Regions from separate parts of the Mus musculus genome. Here regions 1, 3 and 4 are each linked to region 2. The links are chromatin loops, found by intact Hi-C in ENCODE. Cell type or tissue: heart. All regions are shown on one strand.

Region 1 (8,000 bases), 270 kb after region 2:
ATTCAAAATAGCACTGTGAAAGTTAAGTAGCTATTGGCTTCAATAAACATATTTCGAAACACATCAAACTACTAACTACTAGCTACCAGAGAAGCGGTGACAGAGATTAGAGGAATAGCATCGGGCGCCTATGGTCTCTCTAAAGGAAGAGTATCTCAAGTAGACCCCAGATAGACATCCAGACATCAAAGGAGGGTGTAAGATACATGAGCCGATCTAGACTGCTGAGTGCCATCCAATTCCGTTGCATTTGCCTGCCCTTCATCAAGCATCTGCTCTGAGGGAGTCCCCTGGGACAAAGATGTGCAGGACCAAATTCAAGAAACTTACACACTCAGGTTAGATAGGATTACCTGGAAATCAGGGCAGAACGACATGCCAAAGAGAGGAAGTTTCGGTGCAAACTGCAGACAGGATACAAGCTGCCCAGCCTCCCTTCTCATGAAGCTCCAAAGGGGACAGCATCCACCCTTTATTCCTGTCTCACTTTAGAGAGATTCTGGTGACCATATTCAGAGAACAGCCCTGACTTTGCAAGCAGACACAGAGGGGTTTCTGATCACAAGCCTTCCCCTTGCCTGCTGTGCAAATAACCTTTCTGAGCTTCCCATCCCTGCTATGGATTAGCCATAATAGTGTCTGTGCACACTGAAGAGCACACAAATGAATATTGTCCTTCTAGGAGGTGTTGGAAGCAGTTGTGCTGCCTGTAGCTATATGGGAACCAAAGGGCAACCAAGGAAGCAGAAGTTTCTTCTGGGAATCAGAGGCCACAAATGGGTAGTCACATGTCTTGTAGCCAGATATGCTTGGTTTGGCCCTTGGTGGCTGTTAAATTTTTTTAATTTATAGGCAATATTTTAAAATCATATTTCATTGAAAACAATAAATGTATAGTAAGATCTTGGATTCTTGGCTTCTCTGGAAAAACTAGGCACTCTGAATATAGAGCCTGTGTCATGGTGTATAAACAAAGTAACAGGAGTTAACTGGACTTTCCATAACCCACACCACACTCTACCCTACTCCACTCAACAGCCTTCCTCTGAAGATTCCCTCCCGTTATCCAAGGCACCCTTTCAAAAGTTCAGAATGTTCCAAGCTGCAGTCCTTTATGTTCCTTTAAAAAGAGGGGGATAAGATCTCCCCACTTCCACAGGGACTCTGCTTATCACCCCTTCAGAGCTCACACAGGACACTTTTCAGAGGACACTGAGATCAAACCCCAGGACGGATTCCTTCTGAAAGTCCCAACCTGGGCCCTGAAGGATGGGTGGAAAGAGGGGACGTTGCTCAAAAGAGCATGCAAGAGTCAAGTGGACATGGCTAAGAGGAGCGTGCAGAATACAAAGCCTCCCACAGGGTGAGTGCTGTTCTCCAAACTCCATCTTGTTTCTGAGCACCTTCTCCCCCAGCAGCTGACTCAGAGAGGCAGTTCCTCAAGGCCTCAGAAGGGTTTGGATCCTAGTGTTGCTCGGTGCTTGGCTAGGGAAGAAGGTTGATTTCAGAGGACTTTCTGAATCGATTTGGAAGATTAAAAAAATAATAATAATAATTTTTTTCTTAGCTATAACGCCAGGAAACACTGAACTGTAGGAGAAGATAACTAGGAGAAACCCAGGGCTCAAGCCCAGGACTTGGAAGCTTTGTGGCCTTTCTTCTTCAAGGAGGAGGTCACCCAGAGCTGTCCAGCGTAAATCATACAAAGGAGTGAAAATCTCTGTCCTGTCTCCTTCTCAGAGTGGTCATTGCCTACTACAAAGGGAAAGACTCAACTGAGAACTCTCCCTGTCAGCTTCCCAGAGTCCAAAATATCTCTCTCAGCCTAGTATCAACACTTCTGGGAAGAGGGGCCTTAGGGTGGTGGAGCCCAAGCAGCCGCCTCCACCACTAAGCACCAGCCATACAGGTGTTAAAACAGGGCCCAAATTGCTAAGACCTTGTGCCTACTTATCATGCACAGGCCCAGAGTGTGACACACAACTTCTGTATTGGTGTCAGAGACAGGGCTTCCTGAAAAACTCTGAAAAAGAAATTAACTTGTCAATTTGACCCAAGAAGATCTCTTGGGTCAGCATCTATACATAGGAGGTGGCAGAAAAGAACACAAAGTCACAGTTGCCTGTAGTAATGTCTAGAGAAAGACTCAGCAAATCCTAGAAGGCAGGTTGGGAGCTGTGATGACTTTTGGTGGAGAGGGGTTAGGTTTCTGTAGTCTTGGTGTGATCGATCAATCATTGGCTGTAGGCTGAACTTGGGAAGAGGGGTGGCTTCCTAGCAAGATGGCTCAGGTAGAGAAAAGTCTCCAGATAGGTTAATAGCTAAGAGAAGCAGTAGGAAATCAGCTCCTTCATTCCTGCATAAGAAGCAACACTGAGCAGACATTACCAGTCCCACTTCATGCAGGATTATGCAAGTGGTTTGCACAGATTGACTCACTGCCTTCTCTTGATAGCCACAGGACTTCTTTTTATCTTTGCTTTATAGACAAGGGATCTCAGAGGCTAGGTTCTTTGCAGGTGAGGAGTGGAACCAAGATTTGTACCTAAAGAATGTGTGTTATATATGTTATGGGGTAGGGGAGAAGGCAATGGGGGAAAAGGATGGTGAGAGGGAAGGGTAAGAAAAAAGGAAGAAAAAAAACAGTTTGAACGTGTCTGCAGGAAGCCCACGATCATAGCTATAAATCTAAGGCAGCCCAAGAGCAATGGAGGACTCATGATCTTCCAGTCAGTCTTTGGTTAGTTAAACTAAGGGACATACCCAATAAATCAGAAAAGGTCACGGGTCTGAGGAAGACAGACAAGAAAGAACATAGTATACCATCCTTCAGACATCCCTATTTGTCTAAGATGTGAAGGAAACCATGACTTTTCCAACATCCAAATAAAGAAATTGGAGTTCTGTCATTCCAGAAATTGTTGCTGGCTTTTCAAACCCAAAGACACTGCCCAGACTTCCCCTAAGCCCTTGGCAACCCACTGAACTAGTAAAGTGGTTCTCAGCATTAATTCGATTGCTATCGTGAATAATGAGGGGGAAATATCTTCCCTCTGAACTTAACTATACCAGCTTTGAATCCTGGCCAGCCAAGAAGCCATTTTATGCACTGTTAGAGTTATCGTTTGCCCAACTAATTAAGCATGTTTCACATTGCTGGCCTCAGAGCCAAAAGCTGGGGAATCAAAAACAACTCAACCTAACATTGCCCCTAAAAAAGCTTACAACTATTATGAAGGACATGGAAACATGAATATTTATAGTACAACGAAAGGAGTGATGGCTACTTTGGGCAAAGAAAAATGCTATGGGTGATCGAAGAAAAAGAGTAAGTCCAGGAGGGAAGCTTCATGGAAACAAGTGAATTTTGAATTGTTCCTTGAACCACACAAAAATGGTAGAATTCCAATCAAGGAAATTAAAGAGTTGCTGGAGAAAATACCACATATTGAGGGAGGTGCAAATCTCATACAAAACCAGAAATAGCTTAGTTGGGATGCAGCATGGAGAAGACAGAAAAGACCAAAAGGCAGAGTGGATAGTAAGTGGAAACCTTAAAGGTCAAGCTGAGAAGATGTCTGGTCTTTGTTTCATTGTGGGGAGGGGCAGTTAAGAAATGGATGCATCCAGATGTGCTCTGTAAAAACAAAACAGGATGGAAAGACTTCAAGAGTGAAAAAAAGAGTCAGAAAATCACAGGAGTGCTTTGTGACATGGAGACTGGCTGGTCAAAGGCAATAGAAATGGTATGAGAGTCATAGACCAGATGGCAGAAGGATGGAGCAGGCAAGATCAACAGAACCTGATAGCCAGCTGGCCATGGTTGACAAAACACAAAGAAACATCGAAGAAGTTTGGGGGTCTTGTGCTTAGGAGATATGGGGAAACAAGAGGGCAGGTGAATTAGACCATCAGTTCTCCCTGGGTTCGGGGACTCTGATGGGGAAGACCAAGGATGAGAAGACAAAGAATCAAAAGCTGGGGTCAGGAGGACTGAGAGGACTGCGGTCCCAAGCTAGAGAGTCTATTAATCACAGCTCCTTCTACATTCAAATGAGGAAACAAAAAAACAAATCAATAATGTTCATGAGACAGCAGAATTATGGGGAACTCAGAGTAAGTCTCATTCTTCTTTTGCAAGATACATGCTGGTACAATAAGCAGAGTGTTTTACATCTCATCGTTTGGAACATTTGGACCCAACTTTACAGAGAAACTGTCCAGCTCCAGGCTCTATCCTTGGTGGCCTCCAGAGCCCTGGCACCAGTCCATTGCTGGCCTTGCCAGGGATGGCCTTGACAAGAAACAAAAGCCCAAAGCTCTTGTTCCATGCATAGGACCTCCAAAGAGCCATTAGTTTTACCTTGCCCCTGACAGGAAGGTAGCAAAGTAAAAATTTTCAAAGGAGGAAAAGATCTAAGAACCCATTTGTAGAGGAAGTGATGGGATTTGAAGGCAGTATTGGACATACAAATGGCAGCTCCCAACAGTCGTATTCCGTGTGAGTCCTGGTACTCGGAAGGTTCTTACTAGGTGTTTGCAGAATGTAGAAAGGTAACACAGAGCATTAGATGCAACAAGTGTTAACAGTTCAGGAGAGAAAAACCTTGTGCAGCTGAAGGAGGAGACAGATCCTCCCGGGGCGGGGAATGAATACAACGGCTGAGAGAAAGATGCATTTCTCAGGGTGAAGGGACCACTACCAAGAGGTTGCAATTACATAGAGAGACATAACAATGATAACTTTCATAAAATATGTTACATAATATAAAGTCTTGGGTATCCATAGGGACAATTAGAGATCAGTGAAGGTCTTTGTCTTAGAGTTTCTGGTTTTGTGATAAAACACCATGACCAAAAGCAACTTGTGAAAGTTTATTTCATCATATGGCTTATAGCCCATTATGAAGAGAAGACATAATAGAAACTCAAGGCAGGACCCTGAAGACAGGACCTGAAACAGAGGGCATGCTGGATCATCGCTCATTGGATGGTTCCCTCGAGACTTGCTCAGCCTGCTTTCTTATCAAACCAAGGACCACCAGCCCAGGGATGGTACCACCCACAATGGGCTGCACTCTCCTACATCAAATTACAATCAAGAGCATGAAGTACAGACTTGCCTACAGGCAAATTTTATGGAGACATTTTCTCAATTGAGAGTCTCCTCTTCCTAAATGACTCTAACTTTCGTCAAGCTGAAATAAAATTAGCTAGCATAGCATTTGATTTTGGAAATGACATGATAAAAAGTGAGTTTTGGATACAATGAACTTGACACTTGTCAGTAAGAGGACCTAAAAGAAAGAAGAGGAGCGAAGCATCCTGAGAAGCTGTTGTACCTAGTCAACCATTTGCACAATAGAACTGAAAATCAATGATAGATGGTGAGGCACTCACTTTGAAACAGTTGAGCATGCAGTGGAATTAATTCCCTGGAACATACCCAGTCTGGGAGACAGCACTGATAGCCTCCTGGGAGACATGAACATTCACCCCAAATAGAGCACTAACAACAGATCAAAGAAATGGCCCCTCCTAAGTATAGCTTGGTGAACCAGTGAGTTTATTGGGTAGTATGGTTGAGGGGCTACTTACAGGAGCATAGGCAACTCCTAGGCAGCAACACCATGAAAAGCCCAGCCCAGTATGGTAATAACTCATTAAAAACTGCATCCCTGCAGCTCCCTGCTCACCTTGCAGGAAGCTTGGCCATTCAAAGAGTCTCTTCCCCGCTGTGATTGTAACTGCTTATGTAATCTTGGAAAAGGATCTTGTGACTCCTGTAACTTTCAGGAACTTCCTTTAAGTTTAGAATCTCTGAGCCCTATGTGTTGTGTTTATTCCATGAGTCTTATTAGCCTACCCTTCTTCTCCATAGGAAGGAATGTTTTAATTCAGACAAAGATGCATACAACAGCTTCCCTTTAAACAGACAAAACAAAACAAGCAAGCAAACAAACAAACAAAGGACACAGAATGGGAACCTGAATCAGTAAGCTTTGATCTTGATGGTAGAGAGTTGTAGAGTTTGGGCCTCCAGAGGAAGCATGAGGGTACTGGCTTTAGCTGAAATGCTGCCCAGAGGAGGGAAGAGGCAGGTACAGAGACTGGGTGCTGAGGCAGGGAGAGACTTGCCAAGAGCACAGGTTCTTTCTTCAAGTGAGATAGAGTGGCAGAGACACCTCTAAACCAGAAACCCAAAGCTTGACTAGGAGGGGTTCCACATTTTCCAAGATGACCTTGACAAGTCTTCTGGGCTTCTCAGATAACTAACATGGAACCATTAACCCAATAACTAAAATTCAGCTGACACAGGACAAGTGTATATAGAGCAGGAAGATTTTGAGTTTCCACTTGCTCACTTGTGTGTGGAATTATCAGCTTTAGCCATTCATGTGGCTGGACTGTGAGAGGAGGAGGGAGTATTGGATGTGGGTGGTAATCACTCACCACAAAAGTTGTTGAGCCATCTGAAAAGGAAATAGCATGATTTCCATGTGTCTGCTGCACTCTTCAAAGTTCACTTCCTGACATGGAGAAGTGTTTTTACAATCTTTGCACCTTTTTCTACAGAATGGCAGGAGTAGCTCATGTGTGTTTCACTCCTGGAGAAGTAAAAAAGTGGGAAGACATCTTTGTGTATTGAATCACAAGCTCTTCCAGGGCAAGAACAGGTCTTCAATCTCTTTATCCTGGCATTGTCTCTGCATAGACAAACTAAGCCTTTACAGCCCATTGGCACTACAGGGTCATGCAAGACATCTATAGCTCAGAGCTAGTCTTCATTCCTGGTCAAAAGCCAGATTTCAATAGATGAATCAGGTGCCTATAGGCTTAACTCTTACAGAGACAATGGGAGCCCATGATAGTGAGAGTGTTACAGTGACATAGAAACAACTTGACTGTGACAGCAAGGGATTGCCCCTGGCCTGATACTTCTGACCCTTCACTGATTTCTCCCTCACTCCCTATTCTCCCAGTCAAGGATTTACACCTCCTTCCTTTTCACACACATTTTACACGTGCCTTCACCTTCCTTCCTGTGAAAGGTATTTCATTCTACCTATACCCCACAGCTGCTTCCTGTCCAATGCCAGGTGGGTGTGTCCCTTCATCTATAAAACCTACGAGAGTGAGTCGCCTTACAGGAATATCTCCATCTCTCCTGCCCTGCACTGTCCTGTTGCTCTCAGGCTTCTGTCTGAAAGCTCTAACTGTTAACAAATATGCTCCCTCTCTCACTTGGGTCTACACATATTTAATTTTATAGGTAAGCAAACAAAAGCCCCTCCCCCGCCCCAGGATATGTCTTACTAGCAAACAGGTGCTTCATAAATATTTAACTGAAGAATGAGCATCCATCATGATCATATAGTCATATCTGTCATCACCATGAGCTCCATCAACACCTGTCTACTGATAAAGGCAAAATTCGTACCAGAACTGTGTCTAGTACATAATTAGCCCTCGGTGATTCTTTGACAAAAAGGAATCTCCATACAACCAAAGAATCTACCTGACTTCGTAAGAAACTGTGATTCTAGGAAATGTTGCAAGCTCTGTTCTTTACACATTGCCCTCAAAATCCTGTGGCTGTAGTGGCAACTTGACTTTCTTGTCTTTCCTTTTCTTCTTTTCTTAGATCTCCTCCTTCATGTCTCATGCCCCAAGTTTCAGTCTGAGATTGTTCAGTTTCTCAGAGAAGGAGGGGGGAGGGGAGAAAGGGAGGGAGGAGGGAAGAGAGGGAGGGAGGAGGGGAGAGAAGGAAGGAGAAGGGGAGAAAGGGAGGGAGGAGGGAAGAGAGGGAGGGAGGAGGGGAGAGAGGGGCTAGATGTGATTTCTCTCCAGCTGTTTCTGCAGCCCCCAACCCAATCTTCAGAATGCAAGGAACGCTGTCTTTCTGTCATTTGGCCTCTGTGAGGATTCTTGCCCAATTGCCAGAACGGACCAGCCACCTGCAGTTGATGAATCCTCTGGCCTTGTCCCAGACAAGCTGT
Region 2 (8,000 bases):
GAAACAAGGCTTAGAAGTACGCAGTGGTGTTGAACTGCATTCATTGACATGATAAGACGATCTTCATTCTACATTTTCCTTAAGGTTTCTATGAGCCTCTGAAAGTTAAAACTTTAGTCCAAACATAGAAAGGGACATAGACTTCGAGAAATTAGTGCAGAACATTTTTCCAAATTGATTGGGAATATCTGCTGAGCAATTGAGACATAAAACTAAATGTGAAGTCCTCATGTAGACTTAAACTGGCACTTGGCTATTAAAGTTATAAGCATCCAAAGTAATTTGCTCTGTCATCCTATTTAAAGTGATTTATACATAGACATTCAGGGATGTAACATACACAATTTTAATCTCTCAGCTAGAAACATGATGCATGTGCTACCTAACTTTAAATCCTGTAGTATTTAAAAGTGGATCATCTTGTTCTTGTAGAGCTGTTTGGAAAGCCAACACCTTTTGAAAGGAATGAAGATTGCCAAACCTTATCTTTCTTATAGCTAAATCTGGATGAAAAAAAAATGTTAGTTCTGTCACATTCCATTTCTAGGAATGAACCTTTGCAGGATACAGGTTCCTCATGCACATAAACTATCTTCTAAGCTTTCCAACTAAATGTTTTTTATGAATTACTTCACCCAGTAGCAAAGCAAAATGGAGAAGCAAGGTAAACAGCGATTTTTCTCATCATACTTAGTAATAGAGAAACTGCATTTCTTTTCCAGCTTTGACTATCTGACTCACAAGAAGACTACACACTCCCTGCCCAGGTTGCAAATATTAGCCACTGTCTAGTTATCTAGTGCATCAAAATATTTACACTTTACAAACATACTTCATAAGCCCAATAATAGTTTTATGGTAGAGGGAATTTGCACATTATCAGATGTGCCAATGACAATAACCTTCCTAGGGACTGAGGACTAGGGACTAGGGACTGGAGTACTGAGAATAACTTTTGTGATTCTCTAGAGGACAGTCTTCAAAACTGCTAACAACTCAGTTCTCCTTATGGGGGACAATGTTTGAATGAATGATTTAACTCCTAGAAGCCAGCAATTGCTACAAGAGAACATCTAGTTTTTCAGACATCTATTGTCTATTCTACAAAGTACGGTTTCCTGTGACCACAATAAAATGTAAGAAAGTACATGAAGGTGGTGCTCATGCTAGACACCAGTTGGAAGAGCGACAAAGGGTCCTCCATGAAATCTGTAGCCAGGGACACTGAACAATGAGGCTTTGCTAATTCCCCAAGCAAATGCCTACAAATGAACAAAGCTCTGTGAATACACTGAAGCCAAGCTTGCTCTCATTTTCCAGAATCACATAACCCCTTAAGGCAAGACAGACCCAGTCACAGTATGGCTTAAGAATGATGGTCTTGTAAGGAAACGGGAGGGGACTTAAGAAGCCCAGCAAATCAAGTACAATCTCATGGTCACACAGAGCTTAACTTCTCTATCAGGTTTTAGGCAAAATGAGCCATCCTAGTAATCCCAAGACAGCCTAGCAGCAGAGCAATTACAGAGTGCTGTCAATGGTGAGACCATGAGAAACGAAATCCCTGGAGTTATTTGGAATTATGCATGAATAATGCCCGGTGCATTAACTCCTAAAACATCCATGGGAGGGATGCTCAGGAGAACCTGAGACTATTAGCACAGCAGACCTGGGCCAACAATGTTCTCAGACACACTAATGGGAACTTTGGCACTTAGGCCACAGGCAGAAAAATATACCTACATCCACTGTCTACCTGAATAGTCATCAGTGAGACAGAAATGAAATCCATATTAATTACCTTGGAAGACTGCTTCCTTCCAAGGTCAGAGAAAGCATGACAAGCTGCCTACTGCCTGTTTATAATAATGGAAAATACAAGTGAAGATTTATTCATATATTTATGGCACACTCAGAAAAAAAATGAATGTAGTGCCTTCAAAAGAATCCTCGGTCTCTTTATCCCGTCCCCAATCCAGTTCTAAGAGACTCTTTAAAAATGTTCACTGAATAACACAGGCTAGCCTCAAGTTCACTGGCCTTCCCCAGCCTTCGAAGTGTTAGGATTCACAGGCATGCACTACTGTACCTCACTCCTAGGAGACTCCTAGAAAGACAGGTAATAGTTCTTTTAAACACTTTCCCCCCCCGAAACAATGTCTAACAATATCCTGATACTAATTTGCAATAGGGATTTTGGAAAAACCTAACTTCAACTATAAATCAAACTCTTCTCACAGAGCCTGATAAGGCTATTTTGTATTGACCTATCTGTCCTTAAGGCATTCGCTAGGACCTCTCAAGTTCACTTACAAGACCTGGGAGTAGCAATTTCTATACTAACCGAGATCCTGAATCATCTGGAACTTTCCACAGGCTACGGGCTGTTTCTAAATTCTCGTGGATGTCACCCAATGGACAATAAAACAAACAGGATTTTAATCAGAGGCTTTTCTCAAGGGATGCTCTGAGGGAGGTGGGAGGGAGAATCGGCTCCATTTCAGGAGGGGGTGGTATTGCTCCATCTAAACACATCTTCCTCTCTTAAAAGTTCTAGGGGAGGGCAAATCTTTTCTTTCAGTTAGCAATTTGTGATAAATGGCTACATGCTGAAGAAATATTTGCTTCCAACAACTGTTGATAGCCCAGGCATAATTTTCTAGATTTAGCACTCAGAGCAAAGTCGGCACCCAGCACAGAGCCTGATCCCAACTTGTGTTTGCTGACTTTTTCTTGCTTGTTAAGGTGTGTTCATAGTCACGTGCCAGGTTAAAAATTAATGCTCAGAGCACGATGAAGTCAGATACAGTAGGCGCAAAACTCAAAGAAAGAAAATGGTAGAGGTTACAGTGTGTGTTCGTGGGGGAGAGCCTACCTTGACCTCTCCAGGGACACCTTGCCATACACAGCTCCACTTGACCCCTAGACAACACCTTGCATCCAAGACAGCGCTTTCAAAACCTTCTTTTCCCCATCCACTTTAAGAGAGACACTGAGTGAATCCAAACGCTGTACAGAGCCGGTGTCCGGGGAGGGAGGCTCTTTCAGGCTCTTGTCCTAAGCCCAGAGTCTGTGCGGAAGCCACGGCAAACTCCCCGGTGTTACCCGCAGCCACCCCACCCCGCGCGCACCCGACTCTTTGTCCGGCTCCGGCACACGCCTGGTCCTTCGGACCCAGCGGGAGACGCCGGGTCCCCGCATCGCACTCACCCGCGTGGAGCAGCCCGCCGGGGCCGCGGCCGTGCGCCGCTCAGACAGGTGTGGGCGCCCGGAGGACGCGCGCGGCTCCCATGCCTGCTCCGCAGAGTGGCCGAGTGCGAGCCTGAGGTCCAGCAGAGCCTGCAGCACCCGGTCCGCCCCCCATCCCCTCCCCTTCGCCTCCCGGGCCCTCCCGCCCCGCCCCCAGCCGCGAGCCGCGCAGCCCGCCGGCCGTCGCCTCCCCTTCCCCTAGCCGCCTGCCTCCAGCCAGCGTCACCCTGCTATTCAGAGGTCCAGAACCCTCGGGCCCCGCGCAGGTGGGTCTCCGCAGCGCGTCACCACCAGCGGGTCCCCGTACTCGATGCCCCTGCACCGTGTCCGATGAACGGCTCCTACCAGTGACTCTTGCACTCTCCCGCTCTAGACAACTTCACACCAAGTTCTAGGGGTCTACATTGCCCAGAGTCTGCTAAAGCAATGCTCCAGAGTGGGCGGTCCCTTCCAACCTTCCAGTCCTCCAGCACCCCGGGTGCGTGGAGCGCCGCTAGGCAAGTTTGCAAAGCAGAATTCAAACTTGTAAGCTCCTCACCCGTGCGCATTCTGTGCGCCTTGAATAGTGACGACCGAGCTCCTTTCCACCTTAGTTCCTCCTCTAGCGCTTCTAGAGTGTACCTCAGTTTGTAATCCAGAGGCAGGCTACCGAGGTTGCAGGCCCTGCAGTTCAGCTGCTAGCATACTGGGTCCCAGAGCACAGCAAGGGATCGCGGACTTGGCAGCTTCCCAGGGGTTGACTGGTGACGCCCCCGGCCTGGTCTTTACTGGGGCACCAGGGCACCAGCTGGTGGAGCCACCTCCTAGCTTATGGTGCCTGTTTCCCTAAATCACTGGAGAAGTCCACACCTGGGGGACTGAGTCAGCCTGGTGACCTCACTATTTAAATATCTAATGCTATATAGTCTTAGTAGTCTCTTAAGACTATCCACACATCCATTTCTGTGAACCAACCCTTCATGCAGGTCATGGAGATGAAAAGGGTGGAGCTGTGGATTTCCCCTCAGGACTGGAGGACTGGAGAGGCCTAATCTTGCTAGCAGTCAGACAGCTCCTGAACAGTAGGACAAAATTTTGCAGAGGTCGTTTTCTTCTCTCCTCCTCCTCCTCCTCCTCCTCCTCCTCCTCCTCCTCCTCCTCCTCTCCCTCCTCCTCCTCTCCCTCCTCCTCCTCCTCCTCCTCTCCCTCCTTCTCCTCCTTCTCCTCCTCCTCCTGCTCCTCCTCCTCCTCCTCTTCCTCCTCCTCCTCCTCCTCCTCCTCCTCCTCTTCCTCCTCCTTCTTTTTTCTCCTGTCAATCCCAGAGTAGCCTTCCTTTTTTCCTGTCAAAGCTTGCCCTCAGAAAGGGAGGGCCTGACATCCTATTCCACACCAGGATGTTAGTGACATGTCCAGTGAGCTAGTGTTTGCCTTGCCTTTAAATAGGAAAGCCCTGAACACATTGTTGAGTAGTGTTTCTCAAACATAAAGGAAACTAGTATTGTCCACCACGTTAAAGGCAAAACCTTCTTAGACCTCCCCTGTCTTAGCTTACATTTTCTTTTTAAACAATCCATTAATGTGAGTGTATACATAAAGCTAGGTGAAAACTTAAACGTTTGAACAACTCAAGAATAAAACTCAAACTGATCGAATACAAAGATTCTCTTCCGGAACAGTAAAATTTAGGGTTTCTCTCAGTCAGTTCTCCACAGTGCTTCCACTCCTGTGGTCTGTGCAAGGCCCTAAAACACTCTGTTCTCTCACTTCTTGTTCTTCCCAGCTCTCTTTCTTGTTAACATAACTGTGAAAGTGGTAATTTCCTAGGGCCAAAGCTTAGCACATAAAAACCAGATTAACTCTTGGTGATTTGAATGAGATGTTTCCCATAGTCTCTGGCATTTAAAATACTTGGTCCCCAGTTGGTGGTGGTGTTTAGGTAGGCTTGGGAGGTGTGGCCTCGACTCAGGAAGTGTGTCACTGGGGGTGGGCTTTGAGGTTTCAGAGGCTGGCACCATTCCCAGTTCACCTTCTCTGTTTTGTGCTTGGGATTTAAGGTCTGAGCTCTCAGCCTCCTGCTTGCCATGTCTTGCCTCCATGGACTCTGACCCTCTCACACTGTAAGCTGGAATAAACTCTTCTCTAAGTTGCCTTGGCCATGTGGTATTATCACAGCAATAGAAAAGTAGTACTGATGGTTATCTCAATGATCCAGAACATGCTTAGAGTGATTCTTTGAGATCACACAAGTAAAACAAATTAAATTACGGGTCTCCCAGGGTTTATAGCTCCCAATCGAGCTATATTTATGGACTTGGAACTCTTTATGACTACACCAACTAAAACCTAGTGCAGTTCAAGAGGTCACAGAAATGACAAAGGCACAAGAATTATTACCAAAGAAAAACCCAGATAAACCCTCCAGCTTCATCTGCTCTTAGTTAAGTAAATAACTGCTTGCTTTAGAGGCCACACGGCCATGTGATGTGTTGTTAGCTGCCTATCAGCGTTAATACCAGAGCTCCTTTGATATGTGGGCTAACTAAACTATTGGCTCCGTTACTTTACAGGAATGGCTAAAATGGCATGAAAGACTTGGTCCCTCTGTTTTGACATCATGTCTATCCTCAATCTTGACCTTGTAGGCTTCTCACCATTACATATAAACACATTGAGCATTGAGAACTATTTTGTCCAAGACTATATAGTACAGTGCCAGTGCTACTGTTTCTATGTCATAAGATCCCACAGTTCTGTGTGGTACCCTGCCAGGATCTGCTCCTGACTAGCATTGTGGCTTTTGTCCTAACCTTTCCCTGCCTCAGTAGCCCCTTCTATACAACCAGGGCTGCTGGGGTTGCGTTAAAGGTTGAATAGATAAATACGCAGAATGTGCTTGAGAATAGTTCTTTATGTGCAGGGAACAGGTAATAAACATGAGCTGTGGCTACTCCACTGTGCAAAGAGACGGTGTTTTGAAGCCTTTTCATATAGCAAGACCTCTGTCCATTTTTTTGACAGTTATTGCTTATTTTTCTTAACAGTTGTAGTTTTCAAAGTAGAGCCAGGAAGAACAAATATTACTTCCATCAATCATAAAGAAAAACTGGGGCACAGACGGGCCTCAGAACACTTCCCTCTCTCGGCCAGTTCCAGTTGTTACCGTCTTCTCCCCAAACAGCTAACAAACAAACAACAGCACAGACAGACGTACAGAGGGTCCAGGGCTTAAACAGGACTCTGGCTTTAGATGTTTCCTAGATTCGTTATAGAAAAATAATTTGGCCCTTAGGTCATCTGCACGGCGGCCATACGGACAGCAACATGATGGATCTGTAGGGTACTTTGACCTTTGAGAGATGTGTTCTGTGTAAACAGCAGGTGTTCCCATGCCGCACATAGATGTCTGCTGTTTTCTTTTTCTGTACTTGTCTGTCTTCCCCCCAGGGGGAAAGGACCCCAGCCCCCTCACTGCCTTCTCAACCCTTTTTATGTGCACTGCAGTTGAGGAGTTAGAAGTGCGCTCGGGGTGAAGCCTGCGAGATTACTGTCTGTCCACTGTGTTGAAAATTTCTGGGGCTGCGCAAATGCCCCTGACCCTTTTGGTGCAGGTCATTAAAAGCTATGGTCATAAAACAAAATCTGACACAAGGTAAAGGGAATTATAGTCTAGGTCAAGGAACAAACATGAGTTAGAAAATGGGAGAGAATCATTGCTTCTTATTATGCCAGGTCTGAAGACTTCCCCGAGGCAATGGGATTTGAATTGAACTCAAAAGGTAAAGGCCCGGGAGTTTCATTTTACTGCCTTTGTCACTTTGAATTGCTGGAGATCGGATACAGCACCTGCTCACACCGGCTTAAAGCTCTACCACTGGGATACATACACCCCCAGATTCTGGGCAAGGTTTTAATATACATTATCTTACTGAGTCTGTGGAACCACACTGCCATATGACGAGAAGAGCATTTCTACTGTATAACTGAGGAATCTGCAAGGATTGAGGGAGCAGAGCTAGGGCTGGGCTGTAAAGATTATGGGTGCGTCCTTTAATGAACACATTATGCTTGGTGGCATGGGGTATATTTTATTGCATGTAACCTTCAAGATAAAAGAGAAAAAGAGAGATATGTTAGTCTGTCATATGCTGCTGAAAAAGAGCACCACGCACTGGATACTTTATAAAGAACAGAAACTTATTTGGCTCATGAGTCTCGTGGCTGAGAAATCTACGATGGACGTGCCTGTGCTAATAAAATAGGTCACTGGGCATCATGTGGTGATACAAGAACGTACATGGCTGGCTCACTTCTATACCCAAGGCAGCCTCACAATACAAATTCTATTCCCTCCGTAAGATTAATTTACTTCGTGAGGTGTCTATCTCGTAATGGTCCCACTAATTGTACTGAGAATTCAGGGATTACTGTTTCCTCCGTTTTGCAGTCAGGACACTGAGGTTAGAGTCTTCAGTCAGGATCCCAAGTTCTGCTCTAGTAGACCACACGGCTGAGGCTCCTGCTGGCCTGTCTCATACCTTAGCTGCGAGTCCGCACTGCGTCCGTCCGGGACTCTCCTGTTCTAGTGCTTCCGATAAGGAGCTGAGCTAGTCAGTTTGGAAGCTATCAGTTAGATTACTTCAGAGGAGATCTGTTTCCTGGCTAAAGCACTCCACAGTACACGTGTATATTGAAATATCACACACCACCGACAAACACCGACGATGTTTATGCTTTGACGCAAGATTGAAACATTATTGAAATAATCATTTCCA
Region 3 (8,000 bases), 390 kb after region 2:
GGAGGGTTGCTGAACTAAGAAGGCCTTGGGAAAGGGATGGCTGAAACTGTTGCTATGACGCGACAAAGGCTCGCTCGGTTGCTAGGGCCTCAAGGCCCGGCCCCCTAAGAGAATCTGATCTGTAGAAAGCTCAGCCAGCCACTTTAGAATGTCATTTTTAAGAGAAAGAAAGGGAAAAAACAAAACAAAACAAAACAAAACAAAACAAAACAAAACACCCAAAACCTTTGTTCTTTCCTTCTTGCTCAGGGCAGTGAGAAGACCTGGCCTTGAAGGCGGTCCATATTGTAATCATCCAGAGCAAATGGTGGTGGGGGTTGTGGTGGGAGAGCGTGCTGGCCGACAGCGATGTCGGATCTGATTGAGGATTTGAGTTTGAGCTGAACTCTGTCAAGGTTTTGTTTTGTTTTGTTTTGTTTTGTTTCCAGGCTCCCCTCTTTGGAACTGGAGGGCAGGAGAATGAAGGCAGTTCATGTTTTTATTTCTGCTTTTTCCCTTTCCTATAGAGAAAGGAATGGGGCAGATCTATTCCTGCACATGACTTTGGCGTTCTCCTGCCTGCTAAGTGTGCACATGTCAAGCCCATCCGGAAACATGGCTGTCAGCTTCACAGAAGTGCCCTGCCTTCCCCTGCGGGCATTATGCTACCCTAAACTATATATTAGCTTGAAAGTGTTTGAACTTTCTAAGACGTGTGTGTGTGTGTGTGTGTGTGTGTGTGTGTGTGTGTGTGTGTTTGTGTGTGTGTGTGTGTGTGTGTGTGTGTGTGTGTGTGTGTGTGAGAGAGAGAGAGAGAGAGAGAGAGAGAGAGAGAGAGAGAGAGAGGGAGGGAGAGGGAGAGAGAGAGAGAGAGAGAGAGAGAGAGAGAGAGAGAGAGAGAGAGAGAGAGAGAAATAGAGTCATTTATGTGGTGGCTATCTGTTCCTTTGACTTGCCTTGTTCTGTGAATAAAGGACATATTAGCCATCCCCTTCTTGAGAAGCATTTGAGTTGTTTTCATTTGTGGACATTGGGAATCACGATACTGAAGGCATCCTCTTACAAGACTTTTGGTTTTGGTGATATATACTCATCTCTCACGTGCACATAACTCAGAGTACATTGGTGGGTCATGGAAAAGACGTGGTTGGTTTAGATTACGCCAAGTACATTTCCACGGTGGTTGCTGCTATGAAGAGCCGAGAGGAGCTATTGGCCTGTGATGTGAACGGAGGCCGGAGATGATAAACCACCACCTGAAAGGAAAGGGAGGTGGTCCACAGTTGCCATTTTTAAACATCTTATCTGATTTACGTGTTTACCAAACCCAAAAAAGGCTGCTTTGCAGCTGAGAATAAAAAGGCTGCAATTGTACACTTGAACCAGGGTGCTTCTCTTTGTGTTCCATTGATAATGACTATTATACAGACATCGTTATTCCTCACAATATCATACTTGGACAGCAACACACTCACACATAGTGTTTGTGATGGTTAGTTTTCATTGTGAACTTGAAACAACGTGGACTCACTTGTAAAGAGTCCCAATGAGGGACTCACTAGATTAGATTTGCCTGTGCACCTGCCTGTGAGAATTGTCTTGGTTATGCTAATTGATTCGGGAACACCTAGCCCACTATGGGTGGCACCGTGCTGTGGGCAGGGAATCCGAGACCCTGTTTGTGTGGAGGTGGGGCTGAGCACAAGGTAAGCATGCACACTTTCATTTCTCTCTTCCCAACCTGCAATGTTTGAAGTGCCTGCTATTCTGTCCTCCCTGATATAATGGGACTGTAACCTAGAACTATGAGGTGGAATAAACCCCTTTCCCCTCCAAGTTGCTTTTTCATCTAGGTAGTTTATCACAGCAACAGAATGAAAGTAGAATAACACTGTATATTATTTTTACAGTGTAATAGTTTTATATTATATTATTATTACAGTATCATGCTAGAGATACTGTATTTTTTTTTTTTTTTAGTATAGGTAGGTCAGCTCTACCACTCCTGGGCATATACCCAAAGTGTAGGGGAATGCCAGGGCGGGGAGTCGGGAGTGGGTGGGAGCACCCTCATAGAAGCAGGGGGAGAAGAGATGGGATAGGTGGTTTCCAGAGGGGAAACCAGCAAAGGAGATAACATTTGAAATGTAAATAAATAAAATATCCAATAAAAAAAAGGGGAGAGAGAGAGAGAGCAGTGCAGAGAGCGAAGGGAACAGGAGGAGGCAGTTTTCCTGCTCATATCTCCTCAGCCTTCACAGAGGATGCGCCATGCGAGCTCTACCACACACGAGGCACGGTGGTGGCCTCACCTCTACACTACAGTGTTCCCACCTCCCGAAATGCCTTCCTCTTCCATCGTAGAATGTTTACATTTTCTCTTTATTGTGAAGACTTTCATCATCTTTTCAGTCAAAACGAGTATATCTGTCTTAATTATTTTTCTGTTGCTGTGACCAAGGCAATTTATAAAAGGAAGTTTTGATTTACCTGTGGCTTCAAAGTTAGAGACCATGATGGCAGAGCAAAGGAATTGCTAAAAGCTCATGTTTTGATCTAAAACCACAAGGCAGAGAGAAAACACTGGGAACAGAGTGAGTCTTTTGAAAACTCAGAGCCCACTCTCAGTGACACACCTAATCTTTCCCTAATCCTTCTGCTAACTGAGGAGCATACATTTAAGTATATGAACCTACAGTAGCCATTTTTTTAAAGATTTATTTACTTATTATATGTAAGTACACTATAGCTGTTTTCAGACATACCAGAAGAGGGCATCAGATCTCATTACGGATGGTTCTAAGTCACCATGTGGTTGCTGGGATTTGAACTCAGGACCTTCGGAAGAGCAGTCAGTGCTCTTAACCACAGAGCCATCTCTCCAGCCCCTTTAAGGCACTCTTAAGTGGTCCATAAGCATTTGCAGTTCAATGAGTCCAATATAGCTGAACAAAGACAATGGATGAGAAGGTGGGGAAGTTAGGAAGCAAGAGTTGACCCAGGAAAGCAATGGAAATGCTGTAGTTTATTTAAGATTTATTTTGGGGCTGTGCATGGTGCCACATGACTCTAATCCCATTACTACGGACATAAAGGCAGGAGGATTTCTCTGAGTTTGAGGCTAGCCTGGTGTACATAGTAAGTTCCAGGACATCCAGAGCTACACAGAGAAACACTGTCTCAAAAAATATATATTTTTTAATATGTGTCTGTGAGCCTCTGTGTGTGTGTGTTGAATGTTGGGGGAGGGGGTCCCTTCAGAGGACAGGTGTCAGGTCCCTTGGAGCTAGAGTTGCAGGTGACTGAGACACCTGACATGGGTTCTGGAACCAAGTTTTGGTCCTCAGCAAAAGCAGCAAGAGCTCTTAACCACTGAGCCCTTTCTCTAGTCCCCAGCAGTGGGAACTATTAGAGATATAACCAAGGTAGATATTCCACACAGCCCACTTCCCAAAGTATGGGCCCTACCTAAGATCTGAAAACCTAATCAAAGCCAAACAATAAAATCACCATAATTTAGTCTAAATCCACACATTCCACACACCTGGGAAGCTTGCTGGGATGGTTTGTATATCCTTGGACCAGGGAGTGTCACCATCTGAAGGTGTGGCCTTGTTGGAATAGGTGTGACCTGGTTGGAATGGGTGTGTCACTGTGGGTGTGGGTATAAGATCCTCACCCTAGTTTCCTGGAAGTCAGTCTTCCACTAGCAGCCTTTGGATAAAGATGTAGAACTCTCAGCTCCTCCTGCACGATGCCTGCCTGGATACTGCCATGCTCCCACCTTGATGATAATGGTGAACCTCTGACCCTGTAAGCCAGCCCCAATTAAATGTTGTTTTTTATAAGACTTGCCTTGGTCATGGTGTCTGTTCACAGCAGTAAAACCCTAACTCTTCCTTGTTGTTGTTGTTGTTGTTGTTGTTGTTGTTGCTGTTGCTGTTGCTGTTGCTGCTGCTGCTGTTGTTTTGAAATGATAATATAATTACACCATCATCACCTTCCACCTCTAACTTTCCTATACACCCCTACTTGCTCTCTTACAATTAATGGTTTCTTCCTCTTCTTCCTCTTCTTCTTCTTCTTCTTCTTCTTCTTCTTCTTCTTCTTCTCCTCCTCCTCCTCCTCCTCCTCCTCCTCCTCCTCCTCCTCCTCCTCCTCCTCCTTCTTCTTCTTCTTCTTCATTGATTCTCCATTTCCTTTGTTTGTTGTGGTTATTTTTTCAAGACAGGGTCTCTCTGTGGAGTCATGACTGCTCTGGAACTCACTCTGTAGTTCAGGGTGGTCTCCAACTCAGAGATCTGCCTACCTCCACCTCTTGAGTGCTGGAATTAAAGGCATGAACCACTACCACATAGGATTTTCTTAAATTGGAGTTCTCATTCCAACCTCTATTTCACCTTTGTACACAAGTCTCGGATGTTATTATGAACCTACAACCGTTACCTATATAACTGGGTTAAGTAACCCTCTTCAGAACTTGAATTTCTTCAATGTTTCATGAATGGTTATTTAAGCAAGCTTGCTAAGATCTGCTCAACACTTTGCCAGGATCCCTGTATACACGCCCTCTGTAAAGCGCCATCTAGTGGTGATCGGGGTAACTACTTCTAGGTTGCCTAATTTGTACTCCAGCTTTCAGAGGCCTTGTAAAATCCTATTAGTCACAGCGGTTCCCAACTTGTGAGCCACGACCACCATAGGGGTCACATATTAGACATTTACATTATGATTCATAGCAGTAGCAAAATTACAGTTATGAAGTAGCAACGAAATCATTTTATGGTTGTGGGTCACCACACCACGAGGAACTGTCCCAGCATTAGGAAGGTTGAGAACCGCAGTGAAGAGGGGAAAAAAGCCACCTTGGTCTGCATGAGTGTGTTAAGTGAGACCAAGCAGTCTTCTCCGGACTCCTATCTTCTTTCACTTTCCCCCTCCTCTCGTTTTGTCACATCCTAAATCTTCCATCCTTTCATCCTGCGTTTTGGTTGTTTGATGGTAAGAGTACATCTGGCTTGCGTTTGCAGTGTTCTGATCCCTTTAAGAACATCCAGATGTTCTTTTGGAACTCACACATCCGTGTTGTGCATGATCTCGGTGGGACAAATTTCCCAGTGACCACACAGTGTTCCAGAAGCTGAAGGGAACAGCCCAGACCACCCCTGACTCAGCAGGACCAGGGGCTACGTGAGCAACCAAAGCTCATGTGAGAAGGTGATTTAGGGGTTCAATCACACTCAGCAGGAAAATCTGGAAGGCAACCATGCAGAGGCGGCACGCTTTCCTCTCTACCAATCAAAGGAAACTGTCAGGGCTCATACGGCTCTCCTTTCCTTCCATTCCTACCTGTCTGACTCTTGCAGCTTCTCTCACTGTGTAGCGTCCGTCCCCTGTCCCCTGTCCCCCCACCACCACCACCACCACCACCCCCAACACACACGGACTTCCAATAACTCCCTCAAAATAACGCATGGTAACGTCTGTGACCTTGTCGCTGACAAATTTATAAAAACAACTAAATGTCAGACTACTGCATTGGTAACAACAGAGGCAGGCTAGCCACTCTCCCACGAAGCGGTCAGATGAAAGAGACCTATTAAAAGCCTAGCTTAAGTTACCCACGCGGTTCCAGCAGAACCGCATGCTGTTAACATGCCGATCCGATCCGTCAAAAACCAGAGGAAGAACAAATGCCAGTAGGAAAATTAGACAGATTTGCCTAATGTAGATTAGATTGTGTAGTTCTGGGATAGAAATTAATTCACCTAACAGCACATCAAATCTTTTACTTTAGGAGAAAAACAGCTGCAGCTGGCAGGGACTCCTCAGCTGGCCCTTACTCTCCCCCACACCGACTCCCCATAGAGATCTCCCTCGGGAGAGGAGCATATAGATACGATGCAGATGGGGGGTGGGGGCGTGCACATACACATCCAGTAGGAACATCCCACAAGAGAGTTTACGAGATACAAAGGGGCTGGAACTTTATCCGGTGCTTTCATAAAGAGAACATAAAGAGTGGCTTTCATAAAGAGAACAGAAGCAAGATTTGTTCTTCAGATGTTTGGTTCCTGACAGCTTGAGCAGGCAGTCCTACCTGGCTCTCTCGAAAGGTGAGGGAGAGAACGGGCAGTGCCACGTGCTGCTCTGTACCTTGGACTCCATCGACTGGGGAGAATTCAGCTGGCCCATTAGTGAAGGGCAGCTCTGGGTTTTAGTAAGGTCTAGCTAATACTTAGAGAAAAGAACTTGGAGCAGAGGAATGGCTTGGTGAGTAAGGAACACTAGCTGGCAAGCATGAGAGGCAGAATTCGGATCCCTAGCACTCTCGTAAAAAGTCAGGGATGGCCCAGCACAGCTGTGACTTGGACCGAGATGGGGAAATCCCTGGGGCTCACTGACCAGTCTAGCTGAAAGGATGGCCTTACAGGTTCAGTGAGACTGAACTGTACTGGGGAACAAGAAAGAGAATGATAGAGCAGGATACCCCACATTTCTGGGAAAATTGATTCCCTTTTGGGGTTCTAAGTCTTGATTAATTGACTGATTAGTTGATTTGTTTGTTTGTTTGTTTATATGTCTATGAGTACATGAGTGCTTTACCTACATGTACACCTGCATGCCAGAAGAGGGCATCAAGCCGGCCGGTGGTGGCACATGCCTTTAATCCCAGCACTCGGGAGGCAGAGGCAAACGGATTTCTGAGTTCCAGGCCAGCCTGGTCTACAAAGTGAGTTCCAGGACAGCCAGGGCTATACAGAGAAACCCTGTCTCGAAAAACAAACAAACAAACAACAACAATAAAAACAGAAGAGGTCATCAGATCACATTAAAGATAGTTGTGAACCACCCTGTGGTTGCTGGGAATTGAACTCAGAATCTCTGTAAGAGGAGCAGCCAGTGCCCTTAACAACATCTCTCCAGCCTCTAGTTCCTAGTGTTGTTAATAAAAGAATTCAGAAACAGGCTCAGAAGAATGTCAATGTCACTAGTCTAAAATAAAAGAGCAGACAAGCTGTTAATCTCAATGGTTTCCAGGAGTTGAGAGATGGAGAAGAGAAAGCTATGCCCTTTGAACTAAGGTTCCTACTAAATTGGCATGTCTTAGCAACGAAGGTCTGCAGGCAAGCACATGACAGACCAAAGGAGTGGGGAGCTCAAAGGACAACTGAGAAAGTCCCCAGTGCTAGGGAAAGCATGCCTGGACTCTGGGCATCTGAACGAAAGGAGGCAGAAGGAAGGGGGAGAGTTAGGGTCTCCTGAGTTTGGAGTCAGAAAGTGGACAGGCTCTTCTCAGTGTCTTCACAGAGAGACTTCTGGGAAAGATAAGTGTGATATCTCATTAGGGGGACAAACTAGTATTCTGAGAACTGGGATATTAAACATAATCAAATGCATACTGGACTTCTTTCAATGGAAGGAACAGATGCTCTAATAGTGTGTAAATGTAACCATCTCATAAGACTTTGAGTTCTTGTTATAATCCTTTGAATTATTTTATCATTCCATCATTTCTAGTTTAGTCTCCAGGTCTTGTTTCAGAACCACCCCCATGAAACTTTGTGGCAATTCCTTCCTAGGAGTCCTTTAGCAATGTCCCCAGCACTGCTCCTCATACATGTAGCATGTCTAGTTTACAGCATTGGGAGATTGCTCTAATATGGTTCTCCGGACTCTTGAAAAGAATGTCTCCATTAGTGTCTCTCTCTCTCTGTCTCTGTGTGTCTCTCTCTCTGTCTCCGTCTCTCTCTCTCTCTCTCTCCCTCTCTCTTCATTCATTTTTTCCTTCTGTCCCTTCCTCTCCTCTATGAGTCTGTCCGTGCACACTCCAGGTCTGCTATCAATTATGAAGGCAAGCTTTTATTCTCAGGCCCTCCCATGCTGCAAATGGAAAAGCAATTATCTGAAGAACCCAGTACATTTTTCTGTCTTGACTTCTCACTATCTGAGTTGAGAACAACTTAACCATGAGCAAGCAGCTGCTTACAATGCCCCTCTTACTGGGCTTGATACGTACA
Region 4 (8,000 bases), 260 kb after region 2:
CAGAAAAGAAACTTGTACATAGGTGTGCTGCTAGGCACTGGCAGCACCAGGCTTGGAGGCTAGACGCTGAGGCTGCAGAGCCGGCTCGTTAACCCCTAGTCTCTGCTGTCTTTCCTCTGGCAGTCCTCCCAGGGCAGCCTCATCACTTGTGGGTGCTGCTTTAAATGCTTGCTACAGCCTCAGTGCCTACTGGATATTGAGTTCCTGGGGTGAAGCCAAGCAGGGCTGCAAAGGGGGCTTCTTAAGGTACGGAGGTACTCTGAGGCCACTGAGGAGGAATGCCAGCAAGCTTCTGCATTCCTCAGCTAATAAACGTCTTACAGAAGTGGAGAATAGCCATCCATCCCATCACCTGTTCTGCTGGAAATGTTGATTTCCCCTGAGTGCAGAGTCTAGAACTGAGAGTCGTTTCCAGAGAGCATTTTACAGGAGCTTCTTTCTGTACTGGTCTAGATGCTTTTCAGGCTGAATATGAAGGTGTCCCCCAGTCCCCTACCTGCCATATGATTCCAAGCACTGGTCTAACCGGAGCAGTGAAGAAGTGAAAAGATGAAAGACACAAAACACAGAAAAATGTAGATGGTGAAGCTGGAGCACCATGGAAGTATGGAAGCTAGCGTGTTCATTATCTACAGCTGAACAGAGAGGCATGGTTGCTGCATACAGCTGAACAGGAGGCAGGTTTAGTTATTTTCTATATGAGCCACCTCTGTAGGGGAGCAGTCTTCAGGCTGTAATCATCCAAGGAGAGAAAGCTATAGTGGACATTTTCTGCACATATCGTCAGCATTTACATTCAGACTCAAGGATGCTTTGCCATCCCTCTGAGCCTTGCTCAGGAAAGACTTTGTCCAGCCCCGTGGAGCTGAGGCGCTGGGGTCCTTAACGTGCCCCCATGCCCATGTCAACAGTACACATTACTCAGGATTTCATTCTCTCCCTGCAACCCCTTGAGAATCCTGCCTGGCCTGCAATCCTTTTATTAAATAGTATCATAACCCCCCACCCCCACCAGCAAGAATTACAGAAAGAAAAAAGTCTCAAACCCTACATCCAGGACATTCCTTCACTCTAGTTTATATGCACTTTTTTTAAAGCTCTTAATAAATTTCAAAAGTGGGAAATTTTATAGTCTGTTCTCTGCAGCCCCTGTAAAGATGCTTTAAAAGAAAACATGAACAAGTCTTCTAACAGTTCATCAGCTCAAAAGTTTAATGTAAAACTGTTCAAGTCTCCCTGTCCCTTTCTCCCTCTTATTGTCAATACAGAGGACAGATATTTGTTTGTTTCTTTCTTTCTTTGTTTTACACCCCAACTGCAGTTTCCCCTCCTCCTCCCCTCCCCTACCCCCTCCTCCTCCCTTTCCCTTCAGAAAAAGGAAATCCTCCCATGGATATCAACCAGCCCTAGCACATCAAGCTGCAGTAAGAGTAGGTGTGTAGTCTCCTATTGAGACTAGACAAGGCAGCTCAGTTGGAAGAAAGGGTCCCAAAGGCAGACAAAAGAGTCAGAGACAGCCTGCGCTCCCACTGTTAGGAGTCCCACATGAAGACCAAGCTAGACAACTGTAACATATATGCAGAGGAACTAGGTCAGTCCCATGCAGGCTCCCTGGTTAGCCCCTATGAACCCAGATTGATTCTGTGGGTTTTTCTGTGGTGTCCTTTGCTCCTTTGGCTCCTACAAACCTTACTCCCTCTTCTGAAGGATTCCCCAAGCTCCACCTAATGTTTGGTTGTGGGTCTCTACATCTGTTTCCATCATTTGCTGGGTGAAGCCTCTGTGATGATTGTGCTAGATTCCTGTCCCAGCACATCTTGGAGGCAGAGCAAATTGTAGGTCAAAAGTTTTGTGGCTGGGTTGGGGTCCCAATCCCCCCATTGGAAGTCTTGCCTGGTTACAGGAGATGGCTATTTCTAGCTCCATATCCTCCATTTCTAGGAGTCTTAGGGTCACCCTCATGGATTCCTGGGTGTTTCCATTGCCCTAGGTGTCTAGCTCATCCCAGAGATGCCTCCCCATTTCAGTTGTCTCTCCTTCGGTCCTCTACCCACCTGATCCTTCCTGTTTTCACCCCAACTCCCACTTCCAGCCAGCACCCCCATCCACCCTTGATGTCTATTTTATTTCCCCTTCTCAGTGAGATTCACACATCCCTGAGCCCTCCTTGTTACTTAGCTTTGTTGGGTCTGTGGACCCAAAATTATCCTGTACTTTATGGCTAATATCCACTTACAAGTGAGGACATAACCACATGTCTTTCTGGGTCTGGGTGACCTCACTCAGAATGATTTTTCTAGTTCCCATTCTGGAACCACATGAGTGAACATGGCCCAGGAACATGGATTCAGGTTCCTCAAATGCCTTATTTCAACATGGCAACAGTTGCAGGAAATTTTTATAGTCACAGAGCAAACGGAAGTTATAAATCAAGGCATTCTTCAAATATTTTGGTGGGAACATCAGGTAGGCAGTTTACAGCACAGAAAAAAATTTTAATCTGTTCCAGGTTTCAGATATTATCTAATAGCATTCTTAGCTTCTGGTAGAATAAGAGACCTGTTAATCCATTCCAAAAGCATTTATCTGAAAAATCAAAGGATGCTGGCTCAGACACTGAGAGCTAAAGATAGCAGAAGATAATCTGGCAACATTCCAACTCTCCATCATCACAGTTTTAATCAGCCTTGTAGAACACAGGTGTGACTTCTTTTTACCCCAGAAAACTTCAGTTCACAATGAAATAGCTCGAAATAGTGTCTAGGTGGAAGAGGCATAGTTTAGGGTAATATATTCTAGTACTCTTCACCTGGAAGCCATGACATTTTAAGAGTAAGCTAATCAGATGTTTACACTGCCCCCTTCAAAAGTAGAACCCTGTACCCCAAATCTTCAGTGTGTTTCTTTTCCCTGGCCCACCCTCCACCCTTCACACATTTATCTGCACTCTCTAGCACCACCAACTATCACCCAATTCCCAGGATCCCTCCAGGGCAGCCAGGCGAATTGCCTTTGTGCCAACTCTCACCTTATTTTATTCAACAGTCTTCTCCTTTATCACTTGAACATCGTCAACATCTGTTGATTCGAGTCTTTCCTTGTTCAAAGACAGCATGTATTAGAAGTAAACAGGAGGATCTGGTGCTGAGCGTCAACAAATGCAGATGCAGACCTTGCCTTTGTGATGCTTACAATCTAATGTGGGGAAATTAGGCAAGGAGCCACACACTAATATATGTGTGCTTGTAGGTTTAAGGGACATGGAGCTCATAACAAGGGCCTTCTACCCTGGTTTGGAAATTATCAGAATAATAAGGACGAATTAGCTCAGAAGAGTGAGGAGGCACATGGGTACTGGGCAGAAGGAAAAGCCTCAACAACGTGAGGAAGGAGGCCCACGGCTACTCGGAGTTTGGAAAGGAAGCCAGTGTGGCTGACAGCTAGAGAATGAAAGGAATGAGTCTGTGTTTTATCTTGTCTTCAAGTCACATTGGTGAAAGGCTAGATCATAAATTTGGCCTTAGACAGGTTACATGTGAGTGCCTTTGACATGTGTCAGACAGGCAGTTAAGACATAGGTCTAGAACAATCCCTTCAAAGACTATGATGATTTTTGTCCCCTCTGGGTATATTTGCTAATGACTGGAGACATTTTGTTGTTGTTGTTGTTGTTGTTGTTGCTGCTGCTGCTGCTGCTGCTGCTGCTGCTGCTGCTGCTGCTGTTGCTATGGCAGAGTATGAGGTGCTGTTGGCATATAATGGGAGAGAAAGATTGCCAAAAATGCTGCAAAGTTCAGGGCAACCTCACCTGCACAGCAAAGAATTCTCTAACGTAAAGTGTCAATAGCACTCAAAATGAGAAATTCTTGTCTTCAGATATTTGAAATTCATAGTCCAAATGCCTTTGGCATTGATAAGGCTGCATAGCGGAAGACTGAATGTAAGATACAGGAAGTATTTGAGGAATGTTATCACAAACACGGCTGGGTGACCAGCATAAACGCATAAATAAGAGCAGTCAGAGAAGGGGGGAAAAAAAGAAAGGAGACTCACTCACAAAGACCAACATTTGCTGGTTGGGGGTTAGTATCATTCTGTCAAAATTCTGTCCAAGAAGTCAGAGGACCGACAGACAAACAGCTCTTAAGAGCACTTGCTGCTTGTGCAGAAGGCTAGGGTTCGGTTCTCAGCATCTTCATCAGACAGCTCTCAACTGGTTGTAACTCTGGCTCAAGAGAATCCAACAGTCTCTTCTGGCCTCTGGGAGCACTACACACAAATAGAACACATACACACATGTAGATAAAACACTTATAAAATAAAAACAAATGATTCGTTTTTTAAAAAAGCAAATCAGAGATGATGGGCTGAAAAGTGTCCATTTGCCTTCAAAGAGGTGAATGTCACCGGAGGTTTGGTAACAGGGTGCTACTATGGTGGGTGGAGAATTAATGGAAGGCATCAAAACAGGCGGTTTCTGTAGGCAAGCTGGGGTTTTGTTTTGGTTTAGTTTTAGTTCTATTTGATTTTAGTTTAGTACTGGGGAGAGGAGAAAGAGTGATCAGAGTATGGGCCTGACATTCAGAATACTTCATGAGGGTTAGAGGGACAGCTCAGTGGGAAAAGCACCTTTTCTGCAAATGTGAGAACCTAAAAGGCTACATTTAAAAAAGCTGAGGGCAGCAATGAGCCCCTGCCATCCTAGCACTAGGGAGGAAGAGACAAGGAAGCTCTGGGGTTTGCTGGGCTTCCAGGCTACTCAAACCCTATCTCAAAACATAAGGTAGAAAATTCATGATTTCAACCTCTGACTTTCACAGGCATGTGTGACAGGCATGTATAGGAGCATGCATGCGTGCACGTCTGTGTGTGTGTGCGCGCGCACACACACACACTCATTTAATTTTGGAAATTCAAGTATAAATGAAATAAGCAGGTTATCATAATGGATATCTCTAGTACCTTGACGTGTATGGATGCTGGATTGTATTTGTTTCTCTAAAAAGCAGTTTTTTGTCCTATGAGAGTTAACTAAGCTGAATTCACATTCTAAGCTCCATCTTCTCAAATCAGCAAGAACCAATGTCTCCACTCAGTTCCTTGGGCTTCTTGCTCATGGCCAGTCAATGGCTGGGAATTTTTTTACCCAGACTTGAGAGTCAATTCTCTCTGAAGTTTCCTCCCTTCAGAGTTCCCTCTTCACTGTCCAGATGTTCTTTCTAATACCAAAACTGTTCTCAGGCACCTCAACTGTAAGTCTGTGACTTTCTGTTGCTCCAAGCTGTTTGAAGATTGGACTGCCCTCAGGCAAAAAGCTGCAGAGCCACAGAATACTCGCTGCTTTCAAAGGCAGATGCTCCTCCAGTTTCCAACATCATTTAGCCAATGCCATTGCTGCAGACCCACAGATATATATTTAAAACATGATGGTAAAATAAATTGTTTATAAATGAATGACTTTATAATGGTTGTTTGGAGCAAGGGTATTCTGTGTCACTACCAGAAGCCAGAAATCTTGTTTCATTTCTAGAATGATGAAGACTTGAGTATATAAATTTTATGCTTATCTACTAGAGTGAAAAAGAGAAAGAAGGGATTCCTGAATCCCACATATTCTCTTACCTCTACTCCATGTCCTTTAAGTCTAAACATTAAACACACTAAATCAAGTGATAAGATATTAAATTGAATGTATTCTATTATCTTACATTTACAACTGGATTCTCATAGTAGACTGTTGCAGAATTAGTTGATCTCATTGTAAAACCAGAGATTATCAGTGATTTTTAATGAACATACATACATAATATTTCCCTTATTGGTGTGTTCAGCTATTTTTTGATAAACTGTTATGTCTTAAGTGCACTAGAATGCAATTGTTTGTAATGGAACTGAAGTGTTTCCCTGGACAGTTTAATGTGCATATGAATGAGATTTACAATTTGGTTGTGTATTGCTTTTTAACTTATTAACTGTAAATAAATTTTAAGCATATAAAAAAACAAAAAAACAAAACAGAGATTATGTTATTTACTGGGGGAGGGCGGTGGGACTGTTTCTAGTTGTAGTGTGGCTCAGCCCTTACCACACACCTTTAAGTCCTCTGAGTGGAATACAGACACGCCCTCTACACATCTTTACTCCCAAACAATGAAGGTTAAAGTTAATTTGTAGAAGGAAGTACCTATGTTTGAAAGTGATGTCTTGCTGGTGGACAAAGTAATGAATCAGAGAAAGACTTAACAGACTAGGATATGCCCAACTCTCAGGAGAAGAGAGAGAAGAGGGAGCTACTTAAGGGGGTAGTGAGGAGAGAGAGGAAGGAGGTAGTTTTACCAGGACAGTTGTATAGAGACAGGTTGCAGAGACAGAACAAGCTACACAAAGGTGAAGACAGAATGAGCCAGACAAGGAGAAGGAGCTGGAAGGTTAGAACAGATTGCCTGAGTTAATTTGAGGCCAAGCAGTGCAAAAAGAAGAAGTCAAAAGAGAAGCCAGATTGAATAAGTCTGGAAAGGAGTTTGCGCAAGAACAGCTGAGTTGAGCCAGCCAGCCAGAGTTCAGAAAGAGCTAGAGATTATTCAGTTTAAGCTTCAGAGAATAGAAACATTCTAGACCTAGATTAGATTGTATGGAGGCTAGAAGCTTCCGGAACTAGGCCTAGGATAGCAGACAAGACAACAACTTACTTACAGTGAATAAATAATACTTTTACAGTAGACTGGAAGGCTAGGTTTGAATTGGTATTATTAGACTCCTGTCCTGAAGAAAAAAGCATCTTATGATAAGCACCCACCCCTTCTTCCCATCCCCAGCCACAACTCCCATTTCAGGTGCCTGATGCATACATGTCCATACTCCCCAACCCTCGTGTCCACATTGTAGTCATGGCCATGTGGTTTTTACTCTAAAGCAAGTGCCTGGACTACAGACCCACACAGTTGCTAAGGCACTCTTGGGGCTAGTGAGTCTGGGGATTCTAGTGCCAGATCTAGAGTAAAGAAGAGAAGATTCTGGGCTGGGCAGTGGTGGCGCACGCCCTTAATCCCAGCACTTGGGAGGCAGAGGCATGCAGATTTCTGAGTTTGAGGCCATCCTGGTCTACAGAGTGAGTTCCAGGACAGCCAGAGCTACACAGAGAAACCCTGTCTTGAAAAGCCAAGAGAGAGAGAGAGAAAGAGAGAGAGAGAGAGAGAGAGAGAGAGAGAGAGAGAGAGGATTCTGTCTCTAGAGAAGACTGTTCCAGATGAGTAAGCCCTTGACCCAGTGCACTCCTGGTCCTATGGAGAGAAACAATTGAAGGAAAGACACCAGGACCTCCCAGAGCTTTGGGGTAAAATCCATCTTCTTTGGAGCTAAGGGTAAAACTCAGCAATGCAATTGATGCGCTGGCTCATGATCTTTGTTCTGTTTCTGCACTGACTGCCTGGTTTCTCTATGTGTACATGTTTTGTTTTGTTTTGTTTTTCCTAGTGGGCTGTTCATCACCATTCATGACAAGGGCCACATTGCAACAATGCTGAACTCTTGGCCAGAAGACAATATTAAGGTATGATCCTGTTTTCATTGTTATTGCCCTGGTGCTGGAGGAATCCTTGCCATCTGTATTGGTGTTAATTCTACCTATGAAATGTGCCACTGTGGCACTGAAGACAGGATACTTTCCTCATTACATGGGTCCTGATCACAGATTTTCTGTAGCCACCACAGATGCATCATAGAAAAAAGATCTTGCCAGGCATTGGTGGCGCATGCCTTTAATCCCAGCACTCAGGAGGCAGAGGCAGGCGGATTTCTGAGTTCAAGGCCAGCCTGGTCTACAGAGTGAGTTCCAGGACAGCCAAGGGCTACACAGAGAAACCCTGTCTCGAAAAAAAAACAAAAACAAAAACAAAAACAAAACAAAATAAAACAAAAAAAGATCTACACTAACTACATATCTAGGTAAACTTCCTAATATTAGTCTAAAGAAACGTTCAGCATTCATTTAAGTACCTACC

The links. Peaks named below come from ENCODE experiments on the same cell type or tissue, not always from the same donor. Only the 100,000 strongest peaks of a DNase experiment are listed, where the experiment ranks them.
Region 1: a loop joins it to region 2, with 2.2 times the contacts of the local background. A loop is called at or near these places in 2 of 42 quality-filtered maps.
Region 3: it touches region 2 in a loop (2.8-fold over the local background); 9 of 42 quality-filtered maps call a loop at or near these places.
Region 4: a loop joins it to region 2, with 2.0 times the contacts of the local background. A loop is called at or near these places in 2 of 42 quality-filtered maps.

The regions. Positions count from the first base shown.
Region 1 is chr7:89,788,500-89,796,499 of GRCm38, forward strand. All of the region lies in intron 4 of Me3 (malic enzyme 3, NADP(+)-dependent, mitochondrial), which reads left to right. Among named protein-coding and RNA genes, the nearest start is that of Ccdc81, 110 kb to the right of the region's middle. In heart, no CTCF peak of the experiment used is centred here; no DNase peak of the experiment used is centred here.
Region 2 is chr7:89,514,237-89,522,236 of GRCm38, forward strand. Prss23 (protease, serine 23) reads right to left here and starts at 3,350. Exons shown (of 2, transcript NM_029614.4): 1 at 3,211-3,350. In heart, CTCF peaks have their summits at 2,499 and 4,036 (motif pointing right); DNase peaks (open chromatin) are centred at 3,325 and 3,985; H3K4me3 peaks cover 2,716 bases; H3K27ac peaks cover 2,018 bases.
Region 3 is chr7:89,903,574-89,911,573 of GRCm38, forward strand. Ccdc81 (coiled-coil domain containing 81) reads right to left here and starts at 56. Exons shown (of 15, transcript NM_001162979.1): 1 at 1-56. In heart, a CTCF peak has its summit at 4,567 (motif pointing left); no DNase peak of the experiment used is centred here; H3K4me3 peaks cover 276 bases.
Region 4 is chr7:89,778,953-89,786,952 of GRCm38, forward strand. Me3 (malic enzyme 3, NADP(+)-dependent, mitochondrial) reads left to right here. Exons shown (of 14, transcript NM_181407.4): 4 at 7,474-7,549. Among named protein-coding and RNA genes, the nearest start is that of Ccdc81, 120 kb to the right of the region's middle. In heart, no CTCF peak of the experiment used is centred here; no DNase peak of the experiment used is centred here; H3K27ac peaks cover 489 bases.